Regions from separate parts of the Homo sapiens genome. Here region 1 is linked to region 2. A link is a loop called in an ENCODE intact Hi-C map of the cell type or tissue named here. Cell type or tissue: PC-3. All regions are shown on one strand. Links, peaks and the distances in the headings refer to the core of each region. The heading gives the core; the rest is flanking DNA. Region 1 has its middle 59 kb from the start of CD83. Region 2 has its middle 77 kb from the start of RNF182.

Region 1 (4,395 bases), core at 125-4,124, 58 kb before region 2:
GAGCAAATCATCCTCTAACCAAGCTGGGTCTCTGCTTTGTAAACTGGGGATTAACTGTCTCAGAGGCTTAGGATCACATTGGAAATGCACTTTACAATAGATATGCACTTATTAAAGGTAGGAAAGAAACATTTTTAAAATGTTGCTCTTCAAGTGTAAGCCTGCTCTTGGATTTTAAAAATGTGTGTTTTACACATAATGCCATAAGCGTATATTTATGTTTGAAAAGAATCATATAATAATATTAAAGCATTGTTCTTGCCCAAACAAAAAAAAAGACATGAAATTGTCTTTTAGATATGTCCTCAAGACTACTGGGTGTTCCAAGAAGAAAGTTGAACACAACTCCTAGCACCTAAGTCCATATCTTTTCATCATTGGAACTTTATGAGGATGAGTTTGGAGCAAAACAAAACCAACTGAATTCTAAATTATCACTCATCTGATGGATCCAGAAAAAGAGGGGACTGGAATCATTTTCCACCAAGGTCCCTTTGGGTCCAAAAATCAGAGGTCAATGCTCAAATTTTTTTGTTGTTGTTGGGTAGGACTAGATAAAACCTCAAGACCCTTTCATTCAAGGGCATTGAGGATGCAAACTCTAGTGCTTGGAGTCGTCAGGCAGCTCCAGGCAGTAAGACAAAATCTGACCATTACAATATTTCTCCCTGAGCTTGTCTTTGGTTCTATAATAATTAATTTAAAAAGACACTTTAGCAATTGTGCCAAATAATGAAATATTCGATTAAAAATGCAACCAGCTGGCTTTTCAACCTTTCTAATGAGTCATGATCAGAACTGCCCTTTGACGAGCAGCTTCTGTGCCAGACACCTCTTGGCAGGCCTCCAAGGGAGGATGGGCATGAGATGCAGGAGCGGTCAGATGGCATCACTGCTGCTGGGGCAGAGCCAGCCCAGTGCTCTGTGCTGTGGGCCGGCAGTGGCTCTTCGCAATCTTCCTGGAGGTTCCTGCAGCCCTGTTATCCACCAGAGAGTGAATTGTTCCCACAGTCTCCCAACTGGTGTCCTTGCTTCCACCCCTGCCTCTCTGTCATCTATTTTCCACACAGCAGCCACAGACATCCTTGTAAGACGCAAGTCGTGTCATGTCGCTCCTCTGGCTAACCCTCCAATGTCTCCCAGCACAGAGAACAAAACCAAACATCCTTGCTGGGACTTGATTCGGTCCCCATTACCTCCCTGACCTCACCTCCTACCACTTTCTCATTCTCTGTCTCTGCATGAGCCTCCTGGCTATTTCTCAGAACATTTCAGGCGTGTGCCCTCCTCACACCCCTTGTGCATTCTGTTCCCTCTGCCTGGAATGTTCTTCCTCCATATACTCAGTGACTTGCTCTTTCACTTCATTCAGGTCTTGGTCAAATGTCACCTCATTAGAGAAGTGTTCCCTCTCCTTCATCACTCTGTCTCCTCCCTATCACTCTTTCTTGTTTGAAACAACCTCAAACTTCATGAGAACTTACAAAGAGAACACAAAGAATTTCTGCCCTGAACTATTTCAGTGTTAGACATCCACATGATGCCCCATCACCCTTAAATATTTAAGTTTGGAAGTTCTACAAACAAAGACATTCTCCTGTACAATCACAATTCAACCATCAGAATAGGAAAGCTGACTCTGGTACATTCCTGCTATCTCATCTTCAGACCTCAGTCAAGTTTCATGAGTTGTCCCAACAACACTTTTTGTTGCCAAAGGACCCAATACAGAAACCTGCATTGCAATTACTTGTCATGTTACCTTAGCATTCTCCAACATGAAACAGCTCCTCCATCTTGCATTGACTTTTGTGACTTTGACACTTGGGAAGGGACCAAGCAACTGGTTTTGTAAAATGTCCATTCATTTGGCTTTGTCTGATGTTTCACCATGATCAAATTCAGGTTATACATCTGTGGCAGGAAAATCACAGAAAGGATACTGTGTTCAGAACCAGCTACATTACACGCAGGGATGACTGCAAAATGAAAATGTAGATGGACCCCTCATTAAACAATTACTAAGACTTTCAAACTGACAACAGAGCATTAAACCAAACGTATGCCCCTTCTGAGCACTGAGCCCTGTGCTATTGCAGAAGTCCATGAAGCTGGCCCTGACTGTGATCTTCACGTTGCATCTCACCAGATGGCAAATGATTCTCCTTAGTACATTACTGATGATGTTACCTTTAGTCACTCTATTAAAGTGGGTTGACCAGGCTTCTCCACTATAAAGTTAATATTTCCCCGCTTTGTAGTGTTTGGGGGAAGATATTTTATATTTACTTAGTTCTATCAATATGAACTTATGGTTTCTGATTTAAGTCAATGGTTTATAATGCATTACTTTATTTATTTATTCTTAATCTTCCTGCAGTCCACTTGGCTTTCTTTGGTGTACAGTTCCATGAGTTTTAATATAAGTGTAGACAAGTGTACCCAACCTAAAAATGAAGGTACACAGCACTTCCACACCCCCCAAAATTCCTTCATGTTGTCCCTTTGTAATAAAATCCTCCCCCTCCTCCTAGCCACTGGAAATCACTGAACTTGGTCCTAAAGTTTTGCCTTTTCTAGAATGTCCTATAAATAGAATCATGCTGCCTACAACCTTTTGAGACTTGAGCGTTTCATTTGGCATAATGCCCTTGGGAGTCATTCATATTGTTTCCCGAATAAGTTTCCTTTGCATGAATGGATACAATTTATTTATCCATTTGCCCATTTGTTATATCAAATTTTCCTTATTCACATTAATGGAGCTTTCCATCTTCAGACAGGACCCTCACTGATCGAGAACACGGGGGCGGTGATTCTTCATTTCTGACACATTTCCAGGCGATGCTGAAGCAGCCGGTCTGGGCACCCCACGTGCAGTAGCAAGGCTGTAGGCAGCTCACCAGAACATGGATCATTGTGAGGGGCTGGGCTGCAGGCAGGGACTGTGTCTTCAAAGGAGGGGATTGTGCTAATACAGGTGACAAATCATGAGGGCCTGAGCCAAGCTGGTGGCAGTGGGACAGACAGTGGAGACAGACGGTAGAGACAGTTAAAAAGAAAGAAAGGGGGACCCACAGCAGGACGGGAGTTGATGATGCGGGGTAGCAATGGGCTCCCTTTCCGTCGTTCAGTGTGAAGAGGGTGGCGGGACATCAGGTAGAACTGCTGGGTAACAAGCTGGCCACAAGTGTCAGCGGCTCAGAGGAGAGAGAGGCCTAAGCTACAGGTGATAGTGGGTGTGGGCTATGACCCCTGGGGGAAAGGCAGTGGAGGGAAGGACAGAGCGGGGGAGAGCGTGCCTCCTCCCTGCTGCTCTCCAGCTTCCGTGAAGGAGCCCACCCCACCCCACCCCACCCCAGGCTGCCTGCCTGCCTCTATTTATTTTTTATCAACAGTTGAGCTCAGAGCCTAATCTTAGCATCTCCACAATTTGCTCTGAGACAAAAGGAGGCAGCGATGCCTACAGGTCTCCAACATTAGATGCAGAGTTTTTCAGAGGAGAATTCTGACCTTGGCCACCTCTTCCCCTGGCTGGGTCCCAGGAGATCATTGCTCCCTCTATTTTAAAGGCAAAGATGCCGCCAAAGCTCTTTTCTGTTTCTTCTTAGCACAGGGTAATACCACAACCATGCATTTTTTGTTTGTTTGTTTTGTTGTTGTTGTTGTTGTTGTTTTTGTCTGTTTGTTTTGAGACGGAGTCTCACTCGGTCGCCCAGGCTGGAGTGCAATGGTGCAATCTCAGCTCACTGCAACCTCTGCCTCCCGGGTTCAAGCGATTCTTCTGCCTCAGCCTCCCGAGTAGCTGGGATTAAAGGTGCACACCACCATGCCTGGCTAATTTTTGTATTTTTAGTAGAGATGGGGTTACACCATATTGTCCAGGCTGTTCTCGAACTCCTGACCTCGTGATCCACCCGCCTCAGCCTCCCAAAGTGCTGGGATTACAGGCGTGAGCCACTGTGCCTGGCCAATTTTTCTTTTTCTTTTTCTTTTTTTTTTTTTTTTTTTACCACTAAGCTAAAGGAAGCAACTACAGAAATATGCATTAATTAACAACAATCTAATTTCCAAAATTACAGATTCTAATCCAATTGACACCACAAGAAAATAACGACAAGATTCCAAGGCCTCCAACTGCCTCATTCCATGAACAGCTTATTCTATGCAGAAGGGCTTGCGGTGGCCACTCGGTTTCTTCTGCACCAGTGCTGCCCTTCCAGAGTGGACAGGACTACAAAAAGGGTCACTTCATTTCCCTTCAAGACAATGAGTCTAAAGGAACATCTTGTCTGCTCCTTGGACTAACTAGTGTTAAAGGCTTACTAAAAGTAAATCTTAGCAGGTCTCGGTGGCTCACACCTGCAGTCCCAGGTACTTGGGAGGCTGAGGCAG
Region 2 (4,395 bases), core at 301-4,300:
ACGTGGATATATATATATATATATATATATATATATATATATATACATGCTCCCTTTGTGTCCAGCATGGGTGGGTTCTTGGTCTCACTAACTTCAAGAATGAAGCCACGGACCCTCACGGTGAGCATTACAGTTCTTAAAGGTGGTATATCCAAAGTTCGTTCCTTTTGAGGTTCGGATATATCAGGAGTTTCATTCGTTAATTGGTGGTTGGGGGGGTTCAGTGGTCCCGCTTGCTCACGAGTAGAGCTACAGACCTTCCAGATGAAAGTTACAGCTCTTAAGTATAAGAGTCTGAAGTTGTTCCTTCTTCCCAGTAGGTTCAGTGGTTTTACTAACTTCAAGAGTGAAACTACAAGACCTTTCCCAAAAATACTACAGCTCAAAAAAAGCAGTACGTACCCCCCACAACCAGCAGCAACAAAACTTACCAAAAACAATTAATAAACAAACCTGTCACACGGTAGAAGAGAACCCAAAAGAGTTACCACTGTGGCATGGGGCAGCCTACTTTTATTTTTTTATTTGGCCCCCCCCCCCCCACATCCTGCTGATTGGTCCATTTTACAGAAAACCAATTGGTCTGCTTTACAGAGAGCTGATTGGTCCGTTTTGACAGGGTGCTGATTGGTGCATTTACAATCCCTGAGCTAGACACAAAAGTTCTCCACCTCCCCACTGGATTAGCTAGATACAGAGTGTCCATTGGTGCATTCACAAACCCTGAGCTAGACACAGAGTGCTGATTGGTGTGTTTACAAACCTTGAGCTAGATACAGAGTGCTGATTGGTGTATTTACAATCCCTTAGCTAGACATAAAGATTCTCCAAGTCCCCACCAGACTCAGGAGCCCAGCTGGCTTCACCCAGTTGCTACCCCAGTGGGGCTGCAGGTGGAGCTGTCTGCCAGTCCTGGCCGTGCACCCACACTCCTCACCGCTTGGGCAGTCGATGGGACTGGGAGCCGTGGAGCGGGGACGGCACACGTCTGAGAGGCTAGGGCCGCGCAGGAGCCCACCGCGGGCGGGCGGGAGGGAGACTCAGGCATGGCAGGTTGCAGCTCCCGAGTTCTGCCCCGTGGGGAGGCAGCTAAGGCCCAGCGAGAAATCGAGCACAGCAACTGCTGGCCCAGGTGCTAAGCTCCTCACTGCCTGGGGCCAGCGGGGCTGGCCGGCCGCTCCGACTGCGGGGCCTAGCCAAGCCGACGCCCATCCAGAACTTGCGCTGGCCTGCAAGCACCGCGCGCAGCCCCGGTTCCCGCCCGCGCCTCTCCCTCCACATCTCACCACAAGCTGAGGGAGCCGGCTCCGGCCTTGGCTAGCCCGGAAAGGGGCTCCCACAGTGCAGCGGTGGGCTGAAGGGCTCCTCAAGCGCGGCCAGAGTGGGCACCAAAGCGAGGAGGCGCCGAGAGCGAGCCAGGGCTGCCAGCCCGCTGTCACCTCTCACCTTCAGCAGTCTCCGTGGAACACGTCCAGTGATGGGACCTCACTGTTCTCGGGGCAACACCTTCCGTTACTTGAATAGCTCCAATTATTACACTTCATGTAGTACCAAGCTTTTGTAATACAGTTATTAGTAAAACCGACTAACGTTAAACTTCACCATTTTTTTTCTTTAAAGTTCTATTTTGCATTCAATAAAAGGGTGCTGTGTGGAAAAGCATGCATGCATCTGCCTCTTGGCCCATAATCAAGGCACCATCATTCACCTGGGGCAGCAAAAGTATGAGGCACTTGGATGGAAATAAACAGCCTCTGAGTTTTGACCTTGCTGATGGTGGTGAGCGCACACTTCACCCTCGCTTCTGTGGTTAGCAGGGCCTTCTGCCCAACGGTGTCCACCAAGAACAAATCAATGCTAACAGGCTGGCCGACTGAGTCATAAGAAGCACAATTCATGAGTGAGAAGCACAGCATCTTCCCTTCCTGCCACAAAAGGGCAGGGAAAGAAGTGGAGCCGTGAGTCATACAGCAGCGCTGGTCATGGGAAGATCCCACCAGAGTTGTCAAGCGGCCAGGAGAGACATCTCCTTTGATATGTTCCGTTACATTCCTTTTTCTCCAACCAGCCATATTTGAGGAGAGATTAACAGCTAGACTCCCTTCAGTCCAATTCAACAAGGATTTGTTGTGTATACGCTGACCATTTTCCCCGAGGGGAATGACTGCAGTGATGAAGCTGATTAATTCTTATGAGCCAGCTGGGAGGAGGTGCTTGGGGGCTAATGACTCATGATCAGAGATCAATGCTTTGGGGAGAGGTGGCAAACAGACCTCATTTCCAGAATGCCTGGCTCCGGATGTGGATGAGAAATTCAGTCTCTGCTCTGTAACGTGGCCTCCTTCCAATATTTAGTGACGAGATCAGGCCACTTCATTGGAGGAAGCAGATTCTGTGTTTCCACCCCCCGGGGCTGTTAATATTCTGAGACCCTCTCTGCTGGGTGCATCTAGACTTCTTGTCTCACACATTCACATTTAGTTAAACCCAATAAATGTTTACCAAGTGCTGTTTCCTCTGGACAGCCCCATGCTGTAGAAGTTACAAAAGTAAGACCCAATGCACTAAAGGAGCTTGGGGAGAACACAAGACAATTACGCTCTCCTGGCTTGCTAGCAGCAGCTCAGAGGCAATGCTGCTGCTTTTCCCCATGGGAATCAGTATCCTAGGCTCACATCCTGGCACTGGTAAGTGCTTGCTGTGGAGCACGAGACAAACTTCTAAGATGGACTTCATAAAACTTGACAAACTGATTTAGAAATTCATAGCAAAAGCAAAATATTGGGATGAGCAGAAACAAATTTACTCTTTGTAGTTTTGTTTTGTTTTTTGAGACAGGGTCTTGCGATGTTGCTCAGAACTGCTGGGCTCAAGCGATTCTCCCATCTCAGCCTCCTGAATAGCTGGGACTACAGGAGCATGCCACCAAGCCCAGGTAACATCGTTTTAAAGGAGACAGTCAGGTTAGGGGTCTCTTACTGCAAGATATCAGATTAATAGCTGCATGAAGCTCCTGTGATTAACACTGGGGAGTCATCACAGAACCGAACGAGTAGAACAATGACACAGAAGAGAAAGCCAGAAAACTCACACCAACCTGAAAACTTGGTAAGTGACAGGTGATGTTACAGACCAAGAAGTACTGGAGATTCCAAAAATAGCTGATGCTATTGATTATTTCCATAAAAATTAATTTCTTACTTCAAAGTTATGAGTCATTATTAGGGCTGTTCACCCAATGCACCAACTGTATCTGCCTTCTGGGCCCAGGATGGGGTTGTACCTCTTTGTCCCCTCTGAAGCTAGACCTGGTCCCTGTGACTTGCTTTGGCTGCTGAAACTGATCAGAAGAAATGTGTGTTACCTTCAAGCAGAACCAAAGCGCCATGTATATGACTCTCCACACCCCCTCCTTGCTGCAGGCATTTCAGATGCCCCTGTCTAGAAAAGCATCCTTCAACCTGCATCCCTCAGGGACTCTGATGAGCAGAGACGCCTGCAAACCCACAGTGGACATGCAGTTTGTATAAATGAGACACAACTTGGGGTTAAACCTCTGCGATTTGGGGTTGTTTCTTTGGTATAACCTAGTCTGTCCTACCTAATACAAAATAAACAACTCCAGGTGATTAAAGACCTGCATATAGAAATGTGTAAAATTTGAGGAAATGATATAGGCAAATTTGATAACCTCAGAGTATAGCAGGATTTCTTTTAAAGTTTTTAAACTTATAAACCATGAAGGAAAAGATGAATGCATTTGACTGCATCAAATTTGAAGTCTTCATTTCACCAATAAACACTACAAATTGAAAAGACAAGCCACAAGCTGGAAATGATATTTGCAGTGTGTCTAACTGACAAAAGATGAGCAAACAGCTCACACAATAATACCCTGAAGACCAATGAGGAAAAGACAAACAAGCCAAAAGAAAAATGAGCAAATTACATGAAAAAACAAGAAACATATGGAAAAACTGCTGAAATCAGTTAATAATTGGGGAAATGCAAATTAAAGCAATTTAAACCATTCCACACCCATCAGTTTGGTAAAAAATTAAAATTTGATAATACCCAGGATTGTCAAGAACATAAAGAAACAGAAACTGGTTTTGGGTGTTTGTTTGAGACAGGATCTCGCTCTGTCATCAAGGCTGATGATCTCGGCTCACTGCAGCCTTAACATCCCAGGCTCAGGCCATCCTCACGCCTCAGGCCCCTGAGTAGCTGGGACTACAGGTGTTAGCCACCTCACCAGGCTAATTTTTGTATTTTTTGTAGAGCCAGAATTTTGGCATGTTTCCCAGACTGGTCTCAAACTCCTGGGCTCAAGCAATCCTCACATCTTGGCCTCTGAAAGTGCTGGGATTACAGGTGTGAGCCACTGCGCCTGGC

Evidence for each region. Hi-C counts contacts between places; a loop is a spot of excess contacts. Peaks named below come from ENCODE experiments on the same cell type or tissue, not always from the same donor. Only the 100,000 strongest peaks of a DNase experiment are listed, where the experiment ranks them.
Region 1: a loop joins it to region 2, with 5 times the contacts of the local background. A loop is called at or near these places in 1 of 110 quality-filtered maps.

Annotation. Positions count from the first base shown.
Region 1 is chr6:14,056,727-14,061,121 of GRCh38, reverse strand. No RefSeq gene overlaps it. Among named protein-coding and RNA genes, the nearest start is that of CD83, 59 kb to the left of the region's middle. In PC-3, for the core only: no CTCF peak of the experiment used is centred there; DNase peaks (open chromatin) are centred at 841, 2,191 and 2,611; H3K4me3 peaks cover 1,166 bases; H3K27ac peaks cover 2,921 bases.
Region 2 is chr6:13,999,305-14,003,699 of GRCh38, reverse strand. No RefSeq gene overlaps it. Among named protein-coding and RNA genes, the nearest start is that of RNF182, 77 kb to the right of the region's middle. RefSeq lists an enhancer at 1,398-2,597. In PC-3, for the core only: no CTCF peak of the experiment used is centred there; a DNase peak (open chromatin) is centred at 2,019; H3K4me3 peaks cover 1,079 bases; H3K27ac peaks cover 2,539 bases.